Linked DNA regions of Homo sapiens: region 2 is linked to region 1. The links are chromatin contacts, found by Hi-C or POLR2A ChIA-PET in ENCODE. All regions are on one chromosome and are shown on one strand. The core of a region is the stretch at or near the end of the contact, and the rest is flanking DNA. Distances in the headings are between cores, read along the strand shown.

Evidence for each region. A loop is a pair of places that touch in the nucleus more often than their neighbours do. ChIA-PET counts read pairs that join two places held with the same protein, here RNA polymerase II (POLR2A). Pooled maps may share reads with other maps.
Region 2: a loop to region 1 is called in a map of PC-3, with 5 times the contacts of the local background. The contact joins the enhancer-like site here to the promoter of SETD7 in region 1. A Hi-C loop is called at or near these places in 8 of 168 maps with a recorded cell type or tissue (CD4-positive, alpha-beta memory T cell, Caco-2, MCF 10A and 4 more) and 10 of 50 pooled maps. POLR2A ChIA-PET finds 5 or more read pairs at or near these places in 15 of 52 experiments (A549, A673, AG04450 and 11 more).

What each region holds. Positions count from the first base shown.
Region 1 is chr4:139,553,316-139,558,510 of GRCh38, forward strand. It overlaps SETD7 (SET domain containing 7, histone lysine methyltransferase), which reads right to left and starts at 2,904. Exons shown (of 8, transcript NM_030648.4): 1 at 2,783-2,904. The coding sequence starts at 2,822. RefSeq lists silencers at 2,212-2,401, 2,532-2,701, 2,762-2,821, 3,042-3,151 and an enhancer at 3,892-4,061.
Region 2 is chr4:139,594,883-139,599,835 of GRCh38, forward strand. It overlaps LOC105377622 (a long non-coding RNA gene), which reads right to left. Exons shown (of 6, transcript NR_171655.1): 6 at 1,726-4,953. Among named protein-coding and RNA genes, the nearest start is that of QKILA, 26 kb to the right of the region's middle. Within about 2 kb of position 1,914, at least 3 of the 41 ENCODE cell types and tissues checked have a DNase peak (open chromatin) inside an H3K27ac peak, as active enhancers do; they include PC-3 and PC-9, where a contact is called at or near this core.

The sequences.
Region 1 (5,195 bases), core at 1,654-4,153:
CTATTGCAGAGGACACAGGTTCTTTCTCCCCAAATACATTTTTCTGAAAGTCACTGAACTCTGTCAGAACCAACCTCTACAGAGTTACACTGATAAAAAATGGCACTGACATAATATTTAACTGTTGCTTCCAAACTCAGTTATCAAGTGTTTCATAAATTTGACTAACTCATTAAAAATAAAAAATGTAGGAAGACAGTTTGGTCTGGTGGAGGGCTGTTTTGGAAGTCCAAGCCAGTCTCTCCACCTCACTGAGTGTTCTTGGATTAGTCCTTAACTTCTGTATGCCTCAGTTCCCGCCTCTGTAAAATTAGGATAATATTAGTACCCACCTCATAAGACTGAATAAGACTGAATGGATAATGTCTGTGAAACACTTAGCACAGAGCCTGCACTTAATAAGAACTAAACAATTATAGCAATGATAATAATAGCTATGACAATGAAACTACTGAGAACAGAGGCTCTGTTTATGGAAAGAGGTAGATTAGTTGGTACTTAAACACTAAGATATTCAGACTAGCTTCTCTTTGGGAAAGAACAGAAGCAGTTTATACCAGTCCCCTATGTAAGTGTTAGATGTTATGTAAAGACTATTGCAAACAGCACTAAAAAGGCCAAGAATGGCTGGACAAGAGTGCACGCACAGGTACGGTTTACTGCATGTGCACACACACACTCCTGGCACTGTGCAAGTTAGAGCCTGAGATGCTTCTAGGGGCTTTTAAAGATTCTGTGCTGCTCTAATTGTTTAGTTAGCTACAACTGAGTGACCATGTGTCCCAGATTGCCCCAGACATTCAAGGCTTAAGCTACCTGCCCCAGCATCATTATTAATAGTGTGCCCTCTCATTCTCAAGGGGGTTCTGATTTTGGACAATAATGTACATAATTACCCTATAAAACAAAACCATCCCTGTTTATATGAACTTCCCTGTTTTCGAATCCAGTGGATGTTCTCAAAAAACAATACTGCCATTTCTAAAGCTCTTGGTCACAGTCTGCAAAGGAGCCTGAGGACTATGGACAACTGGACATATGTTTGTAAACAGCTTCAAAGGGGAATGGATGTGGTTTAACATGGAGAACAGTACCAGCAATTAAGGGTTTGTATTTAATTTTTACAAGTAAAAGTAAACGTTGAAGAAAGAGAGCAAGCCCTAACAATCTGAGATCATTTTTCCTTTATCTTTCACAACATGGAGGCACAAGAAGTCAACAACTTTTAACTTCTCAGAAGGCTCCCTGTGGATCAACTCAATCAATGTATCTGGGCCTCACTCCAGTAAGCCCCAACATTGGCTTTATTTATTAGAGAGATAAATAGCTCTGTGAGTTCACAACATGGTGAAAATTTTCTTAACAAAAACCACAGTCTTTAATTGGCTTCGAAGTTAGATGAAGAAATAAGTTTTAATATTGGCATTACATTGGATACTTTTCAAGAGTTCAGAAATATTAGTCTGCTTAATCTCCCCTTAAGATCTCAGAAGCACTGCAAAGGGAGTTATGTTTATGAAAACATTAAAACTGATTTTTCCCTAGTGTAACAATAACCATGTATCCTTATGCATTTGTAGTGTCGCCACTTTTTTTCTTTATCCTTCGTCAGAACTTGTGTTTATACAAATCAGACAGAAACCAGATTCAACCAACAGCTAAAAATTATTTACTCACATGCTTAGTTTAAAACATTCTGGTATCATACCACACCACACTGAAAAACATCACGACGTACTGTATGGAGTGGAACCAAATAAATACGCTAAAGAGTATTTTCCAGTATTCGCTGTTACAAAATCATAACATCCTATGATACAAACAACGAGATTGTATAACGTCCCCACATCGTTTTTTCAGAACTAACAAAAAAAAAAAAAAAAAGGTGGAGAAACTCAGCAAAACAAAGTGGCGAGAAAAGTCGGGGGAGGGGCGGTAGAAGAGAAGGGGCGGAGAAACACGACACTGAGGCGGTGATATCACCCACAGCCAACGGCATGGAATTCAGAAAGTTAAGTGTCACCCAGCAATCTCGGTGCGGACTCGCGGCGCGCCTGCACAGCGTGGCGGCTGCATCCCAGCCAAGCAGGAAGGGGGAGGGGGAGGCCTGACTGAGTTCGCTCGGGGGCAGCTGAGGGGAGGGCTGCCCGCCTCCCGGACGGCGCACGTTCGAGTCCCGGGTCGGGAGACTTGTCCGTCGCCCGACAATGATTTCATCTTTTCGGAAGAGCTGCCGCCTGGGCCGCGGCTGCCACGTGCCTGGTCTGGCCCCGTGCGCTGCGCCGGGGGACCTACCCGGACGGGGCCGCGGCCGCCGCGGGGCGCAGAGGCAGCAGAAGGGAAGGGCTGGCGGCCGGGAGGGGATCGGGGTGGCCAAAACTGGGCTAGGGGATTGCTCCGCGGAGTCCGCCGGCCTCAAGGGGCTGCCCTGCGGAGTGCACCCACCCTCCGCGCCCAAAGGCGGAAAGGCCAGAGCGCGGGGCAGGTTTCGCAACTCCGAGGGTGGATGCAGGCTGTGGCCGGGCGGGATGGAGCGGCCGTGCGTTTCCAGCGCCCCCGGCCTGGCGGAGCCCCATTCTCGGCCTGCGCCCCGCCGCGCAGTGCGCGCTCCCGGCGGCGTGACCGTGGCTGTCGGGCCCCCGCCCGAGCCGGGCAACCGGCCACCCGTGTAGGGGACAGTGGCGGCCGCGGGGCCCGGCGCCGCGCTGTTCGCAGCCCGCCACTCCTTCCGCGCTCCAGGCCCTCTGCGCCTCCTCCCCCGGCCCCGGAGAAATGCTTGTACCTTCCACCGCCTCCTCCACCATCTCGTCGTCGCTATCCATGGCGGCTGGGGACACTGCCCAGCTCGGGGCTGCGCGGCTGCCTCCCGTCCCTCTGGGTGCTCCCGGCGGCTGAGCGAGCTCTGGGGCTCGCGAGTTTGGAGGAGGAGGAGGAAGAGGAGGAGCAGTCGGGGCTGGCTCGCACTGCCTCCCCCTACAGCCCTTTCAATTCCTTGGCCTTCAGCTGCTGCGGCAGCAGCCGTCGTCCCCCCTCCCTTCGCCCACTTGCCCCTCGCCTCGGAGGCTCCGGTGTGCCGCCTTGGCCGCTGCCGCTGCTGCAACTTTCTCCTGTAATACCCTCTCTTTGTTATCGAGCAGCTGATCCGCTGACATCACCCAGCGCCGGTGCGCTCCCTCCCTCGCTGATTGACAGTTCCCTGTCCCTTTCCAGAAGTAAGGCTCCTTAAAACGAAAGGCGCTCCGGGGCCGCGCGTATTCCGCGTCCCAGCCAACCCGCCTCCGGCCCGTCAGCGTTTCTCTTTTGCTTAGGTGCGGCTTGGCGCGCCCCGAGCGCTCAACGCGGTCCTGGGCGCTGCGGGCTTCTCGCGGACACTTGGACCGCCCGTAGGGGCTCCGAGCTCCCGACCTCCCGTTGTGCCGGGAGCAACTTGAAAGTCCGTCGTGCACTGTCCGTGTTCCCTCGAGACAACCTCCAAAGTGCCAGGGAAGCTAAGGAAGCGTTTCTGACGCTCTGGCGCCTGGACTTCCTCTCACCCTCGCCCCCACATCACCCCGTCGCCACCGGGAGCTGCACGAGTGCGACACGCAAGGGAGCGCAGGTGTCCTCGCGGTCCCGCATCACATCCGCAAGCCGATTTCCCCAGCTCGGGGGCTGTTATCTGGCCCGGATTCCGCAGGATGGCGGGTCCACCCCAGCGCCCCCACTCCCCGCCCTCCTTCGGGTCGCCAGGCCCTCGGGTGATTCAGAAATTCATCAAATCCAAATGGCAGCGGGCTCTCTGTCAGGCAGGAAACAAGCCGCACCGAAGGCTCGGCAGGTTCCTCCTTGCTGCTGTGGTAATGGAAAAGGAGCCGCCGAGTGGAGCTAACGAGGAAGGAAGGACCCTCCGTCTGGCGCGCCTCTTTCCCGCGCCTCCCGCCCTGTACGTGTGATGTCCCCAGCTGTCTCTCTGTTTCTCCAAGTGCCAACCACTTCACAGATTCAGGCGTCCTCAAGTGGAGAAAACCATTGGGCACCCGGCTTCCGGCCCGGCCACTTAGTGTCGTTATGGCGCTGCCTCTTACAGGTGGCGGTAAAGGGCGACTGTAAATAGCCGATTAAACAGATGTAAATGTACACAATGTACCGTGGAATTACCGGGTGCCGCTCTGGGCACCCGCCAAGAACAGCTACTGCATGGAGGGGAGGAGGGAGCAAAAAAAAAGTAATTCCATTTTGTTTTCTGATCAATGAATGAGACTTTGGGGATTTCAAAATACTTCCAGCGCCCAGGAGACTACTCCTTGCTTTTGGCTCTGTGCTTAAATGGTAGATATTTTTGTCAAGTATTGCCGGCTTGTTTCTTAAAGTCAGCTTTTCCTCTATGAAAAAGAGAACAATGCTAGGGACATTAGCCCCACACACTTCCAGGAATTTCAGCCCCTTTGACTGTTTTAGAAAGGGGAGGGTCCTGGACCAGAAGTTAGGAGACTTGAGTCCTGGTGCTGCTCACCTGCAGAGGTGTCTTGGGAGCCCAGCCAGCCAGCCTGAATTCCTCCAGATTAGAGGCTTAGTCTACATTGACATAAGGTCCTTGGGGCTTAGGCTAGAGCACTCTGAGGTTCTTTGGCTCAAGCAAGACACCCTCTAGCTTAGTCTATACCTCTCTGAAGTCTCTTGGCTTAGGTTTGACCTCCTTAAAGTCCTCCAGTGCAGATACTGGGAGTCCAAGGCTAAACAGAGAAGGTGTACGTGCAGTGGAAGATGAAAGAGCCACTTTAGGTTACATCATTTTCAAACATGAACCACAGAAACAGGATTTTATATCTGATTTTTAAAAAGCCATCATTTACTGAGCTCGGTCACTCACTGGTTTTGAATTATATGATATTTTTTCTCATTTAACCTTTTTACATATCACCCCCTCCCTTGCATATTATACTGGTGCACTAAAACATACCAGATACTCGTCTTCCCCAGTTTCCAGTTGATTTTCAGGGTGAAAAACAATGCTGAAAGCTGAAGGAAGCAGCAAAAAGACTTTATTCTCTTACTCAAAGGCAGTGAGGCAGGGCTGGGAGGCTGGAAGAAATCTCTCAAGACGTACAGAAGACACAGTTTCATGGTGGGTGGGTACGTGTGGGAGTGAAGGAGAGGGGAGGAATCATGTTGCAAGTGTCCAACTGTCCCCTTGGTGCTGTGAGGTTTTCCCAGCC
Region 2 (4,953 bases), core at 664-3,163, 41 kb after region 1:
AAGGGCTTTTCTTTTTCCAGCCAGAGTTTGAATTGATATTTACATCTGAATGTGAAGAGCTAATATGGTATTGGGTTAAAAGCCCAGGCTTTGGAGTTCTACTGGGTTGGGCTTCTCAAGTCAACACTTATCAGCTGTGCGGTCTTGACGATGAAAATTCTCTGAACTTCAATTTACTTTCCTGCAAAATTGGGATAATAAATCTACTTCATAATCTTGGTGTGTGGATTAAATGAGAGAGAGTGTGTGTGTGTGTGTGTGTGTGTGATGTTTAGCACAGTGCCTGGCACATAGTAAATATTCAAAGAAATTAAATTGCTTCTTATTAACACTACTATTGTAAATTTGACCGATTATTGAAAAGCTCTGGATTGCTGAATCCTTTCCTTTCTGCAAAATAACCCAAATAGTGTGTATCTGAGGGAGTTGGGGGTAAAGAAAGAAATACTTCTGGTCTCCACTTAAAGAGTCCCTCTCTTTGCTTGGGTTCTTGGAGACTGGGTGAAGGCTGGAATAATCCCACTGGTGTCCCCAGCTCTGCTCTAAGCAAGCCATGGGTTTCCCTCAGGTGGAGAGCATGGAGGCCTGCAGAGGAACAGGAACAGAGGATCTCTTCCAAAAGGTTTTGACTGCTGCTTCTATTTCCCTACAATTTCTGTCTTTTGCTAGAATTGAAAATAGTCTACTGGGCTATCATTATAGACAGAACATTTTCAATCCTTAATACAATTTTTTCTTGCACAGTAGGATGGGTAGAATGAACAATAATGTATTGTATATTTCAAAATATCTACAAGAGAGGTTTTTGAATGTTCTCATAACATAGAAATGATAAAAGTTTAAAGTTATGGATATGCTAATTACCCTGATTTGGCCGCTACGTAATTTATGCATGTGTTGAAACATCATGTTGTACCCCATAAATATGTACAATGATTACATATCAATGAAAAATTTAAAAAAAGACAAAAGACTTTCTAAAAAAAGTATCCCAGCTGGAGACAGTGGAGACTCAGAGATTCTGGAAAGTAAAGTTAGGTGGTAGCCTCCTCCCATCAATCTATTCACAACTATTGATATATCTGAGAGGTAAGAAGCCTTCTGAGGAAGAGAGGAACCTGCTGTCAGTGAGGCAGACTCAAGTAGAACGGCTGCAAGAGGGCTGTTTCCAGAACTGCTTCCCACCCAGGCAGCACGACTTCATGCCTGGGGGAGAAAAAAAAGGGCTTTGTGCCTAAATTGAAAGAGCTTGTGACTAAGGCTTGTGACATCTGAGGCTCAAGAGACCTTTCGTTGTCAACCCTCCAACTGGGAGTAGCCAGGGAGTGTTCTTACTTCACAAGGGAGATGAGGCTTGTCTCCTAGGTGGAGTTTCAGAGTAGTCCCAGCTCCACAGGCGTCAGATGTGAGATACAGCCCTGTGGGCACCCAGGTGGACAAGTGACTCCAGGTGGGCAGAGAGGCCACTAGAGGCCATCAGCTTGGACAGGCTTCTCTGGGGTGGGGGCTGAGTCCCTTCTTGGCCAGGCATGCAAGTTTAGGGACACTATAAATACAGTACACACCCTGAGGATTCCCAAATACACTTAAGGGAGGGGGATTTTGAAGTCAAGCTGGTGGAGGCTGTGAGTCATAGAGATTTGGATATTAATATTGATGCAATTGCATTTGTGGTCACAGATGAGTGAAGCCTGAGATATTTTGGCTGCAGAGACACAAAAACAATTTCCACAAAACATATTTATTCTTCAGGATTTAGCACTCAGTTCTCTAATTTAACCATTCATTATCATTCACTAAAAACCTCCCAAACAGCTCAAGATTTAAGTTGTCTCTTCTGGATGTCCATTTGGTGGAAAACCCACCCAGTCATCTCATGCTGCTTCTCCCTCACTCAGTGACAAAGCCCTCTGTTTGGATGTTTAAGCTAGATTGATTGATTTGTCAGATGTTTGTTTTTTTGTAACAGGCTTTCAGGCAAGCCAGTGGAATTTGGGGAGTTTTTCACTTGTCAAATTGTTGTCTTGGTTCCTGAAGTGATTATACTATGCTCTGGTAATCATTTAAAACCTTTTAAAACAGTTTCCCTGATTGATTTTCCTCACACAGCCCCCGCTGCTGTTAAGGACAAGACTTTTACCGCAGGAACTAAAAATTAGGAAAATGGTGTGACTCCAGGCAACAGCAGCTCAGGACTCAGTCATAACAGTCTCTCCTGACCCCATGTGGGGCTGAAACATGTGCCTTTCTTTCCCTTCTGAGTTGTAGACATAGAACATGGAACCAAGGAAAAGCTATGCTGATAAAAATGGTAACGACACGCTTTGAAAATATGCTTCATTATAACATAAGGGTATTAGTGATGATTTTAAGCAGATGTCACTGCCTTTCCCACATCATAAGAGGGGAGTGACATGAAAAGTGCACAATCTTGTTACAGGAAACTGCATAGGAAATTTCAACTTTTACTTGAATGCCCAGTTCTGAAAATTTGCTACTGTGAGTTGATCACTCCTTTCTCCTTAAAGCAGTTCCCTCCCTTGCCTTCTAGGACCTCACACTCTGCTGTTTTGCCTCCTCTCTCCCCGGCTGCTCCTTCTCAGTCTCTTGGCTGGGTCCTCTGAATCCTGGTGTGCCCCAGGGCTCAGTCCCTGATGTTTTTCTCCTCTGTCCACACTCCTCCCCTGGTTGAGACCATGGGTCCGTGGCTTTAGATGCTGTCCACATCTGGGAACCTTCGTATTTCCATCTCCAACCCATACTTCTGTCCCAAGCTTCAGGCTTATTCACCCAGCTGCCCACTCATCAGCTCCACTGGATGTCAGACAAGCATCTCAACCCTGACATGTCCAGCACCGAGCTCCTGGACTTCTCTCCCAAACTGGCATTCTTCTCCATCTCAGTTAATGGCAAGTTCATCTTTACAGTTGCTCAGATTAAAATAAGAGTCACTGTAGTGAGTTGAATCATGGCTCACAAAAAGGTATGTCCACATCCTAACGCCAGGCCCTGAGAATGTGACCTGATTTGGAAAAAGGATCTTTTTTTTTTGAGACGGAGTCTCACTGTCACCCAGGCTGGAGTGCAATGGTGCGATCTCAGCTCACTGCAACCTCTGCCTCCCAGGTTCAAGCAATTCTCCTGCCTCAGCTTCCCAAGTAGCTGGGATTATAGGCAACTGCCACCACATCTGGCTAATTTTTGTATTTTTAGTAGAGACTGGGTTTTGCCATGTTGGCCATGGCTGGTCTTGAACTCCTGATCTCAGGTGACCCACTTGCCTTGGCCTCCCAAAGTGCTGGGATTTCAGGCATAAGCCACTGCTCCCAGCCTTTATTTTTAAATAATCCCAAATTTCAAGAGGGCCAATTGCACTTCTAGTGCCTGCAGTAAACAAAGTTAAACAAAACTGGTTTATCTTTTAAAACAACCAGAAGCATTTTTGTGTAAGCCAGAAAAAGGGTCTTTGCAGATTTAATGAAGTTAAGGATTTCATGGTGGAATCATCCTGGATTATCTGGGTGGGTCCTAAATCCAATGACAGTTGTCCTTACAAGGGACAGGTGACACAGAAAAGAGGAGAAGGCAGAGACTAGAGTCATGTAACCCCAAGCCAAGGAACGCCTGGATCCACCAGAAGCTGGAAGAGACAAGGAATAGAATATCCTCTACAGCAGGGGTCTGCAACCTCTGGGCTGCGATGGTACTGGTCCATGGCCTGTTGGGAACTGGGCCACACAGCAGGAGGTGAGCGGCCCCATGAGCATTGCCACCTGAGCTCCACCTCCTGTCAGAGCAGTGCCATTAGATTCTCATGGGAATGCAAACCCTATTGTGAACCACACACGTGAGGGATCTAGGTTGCGTGCTCTTATGAGAATCTAACTAATCCTTGATGATCTGAGGTGGAGCAGTTTCATCCCGAAACCATCCACACACACACCCACCACCCTGCTGCCTCTCTCCCCCGGCACTCCTGCCCCTGTCCGTGGAAACATGGTCTTCCACAAAACCGGCCCCGGAAGGATGAGGACTGCTGCTCTAGAGCCCCTGGAAGCAAGAACCCCTTAATCTCAGACTTCCTGGCCTTAGAACTGTGAGAGAATAAATTTCTGTTGTTTTAAGCCGCCAAGTTTGTGGTGATGTGTTACAGCAGCCCCAGGAAACCGATACGGTCATCTTTAATGTTTCTCTTATTTCTCTTTCTGTGGAGCCTTACCTCCAGTCTCTCAGTAAATCCTGTTGGCCCTATCTTCAAAATATACCCAGAATCTGCCCACATCTTACCACCTCCATAGCTACCTGCTTGGGCTGAGCTCTCAGCATCTCTTGCCTGGAGTATTGCAGTCCTACTAGTCTTCCTGATCCTGCCCTTGACACCCCCGCCTCCAACCCCTGGTGATCCTTTTAACATGGAAGTTGGATCATATCATTCCTCTAGTTACTGTCTCAGAGTATGAGTCAAACTCTTACAAATAATGGGGCCAGGCAGGGTGGCTCACGCCTGTAATCCCAGCACTTTTGAAGGCTGAGGTGGGCAGATCACTTGAGGTTAGGAGTTTGAGACCAGCCTGGCCAACATGGTGAAACGCTGTCTCTACTACTACTACTAATAATAATAATAAAACCTAGCTGGGCATGGTGGTGGGTGCCTGTAGTCCCAGTTACTCGGGAGGTATAGCAGAAGAATCACTGGAACCCAGGAGGCAGAAGTTGCAGTGAGCCGAGATTGTGCCACTGCACTCCAGCCTAGGTGACAGAGCGAGACTCCGTCTCAACCTTCATGATCTGGGCTGCTTCTGTGATGTTTCTAACCTCTTCTTAGACTGTCTCTCTGCTGCTGCTTACCTTTTCAGCCACAATGGCCCCTTTGCTTTTCCTTAAACACCCCATTCATGTTTCTGCCTCAGGGCCTTTGCACTGACTTTTTATTTTGTCTGAAACACTCTTCCT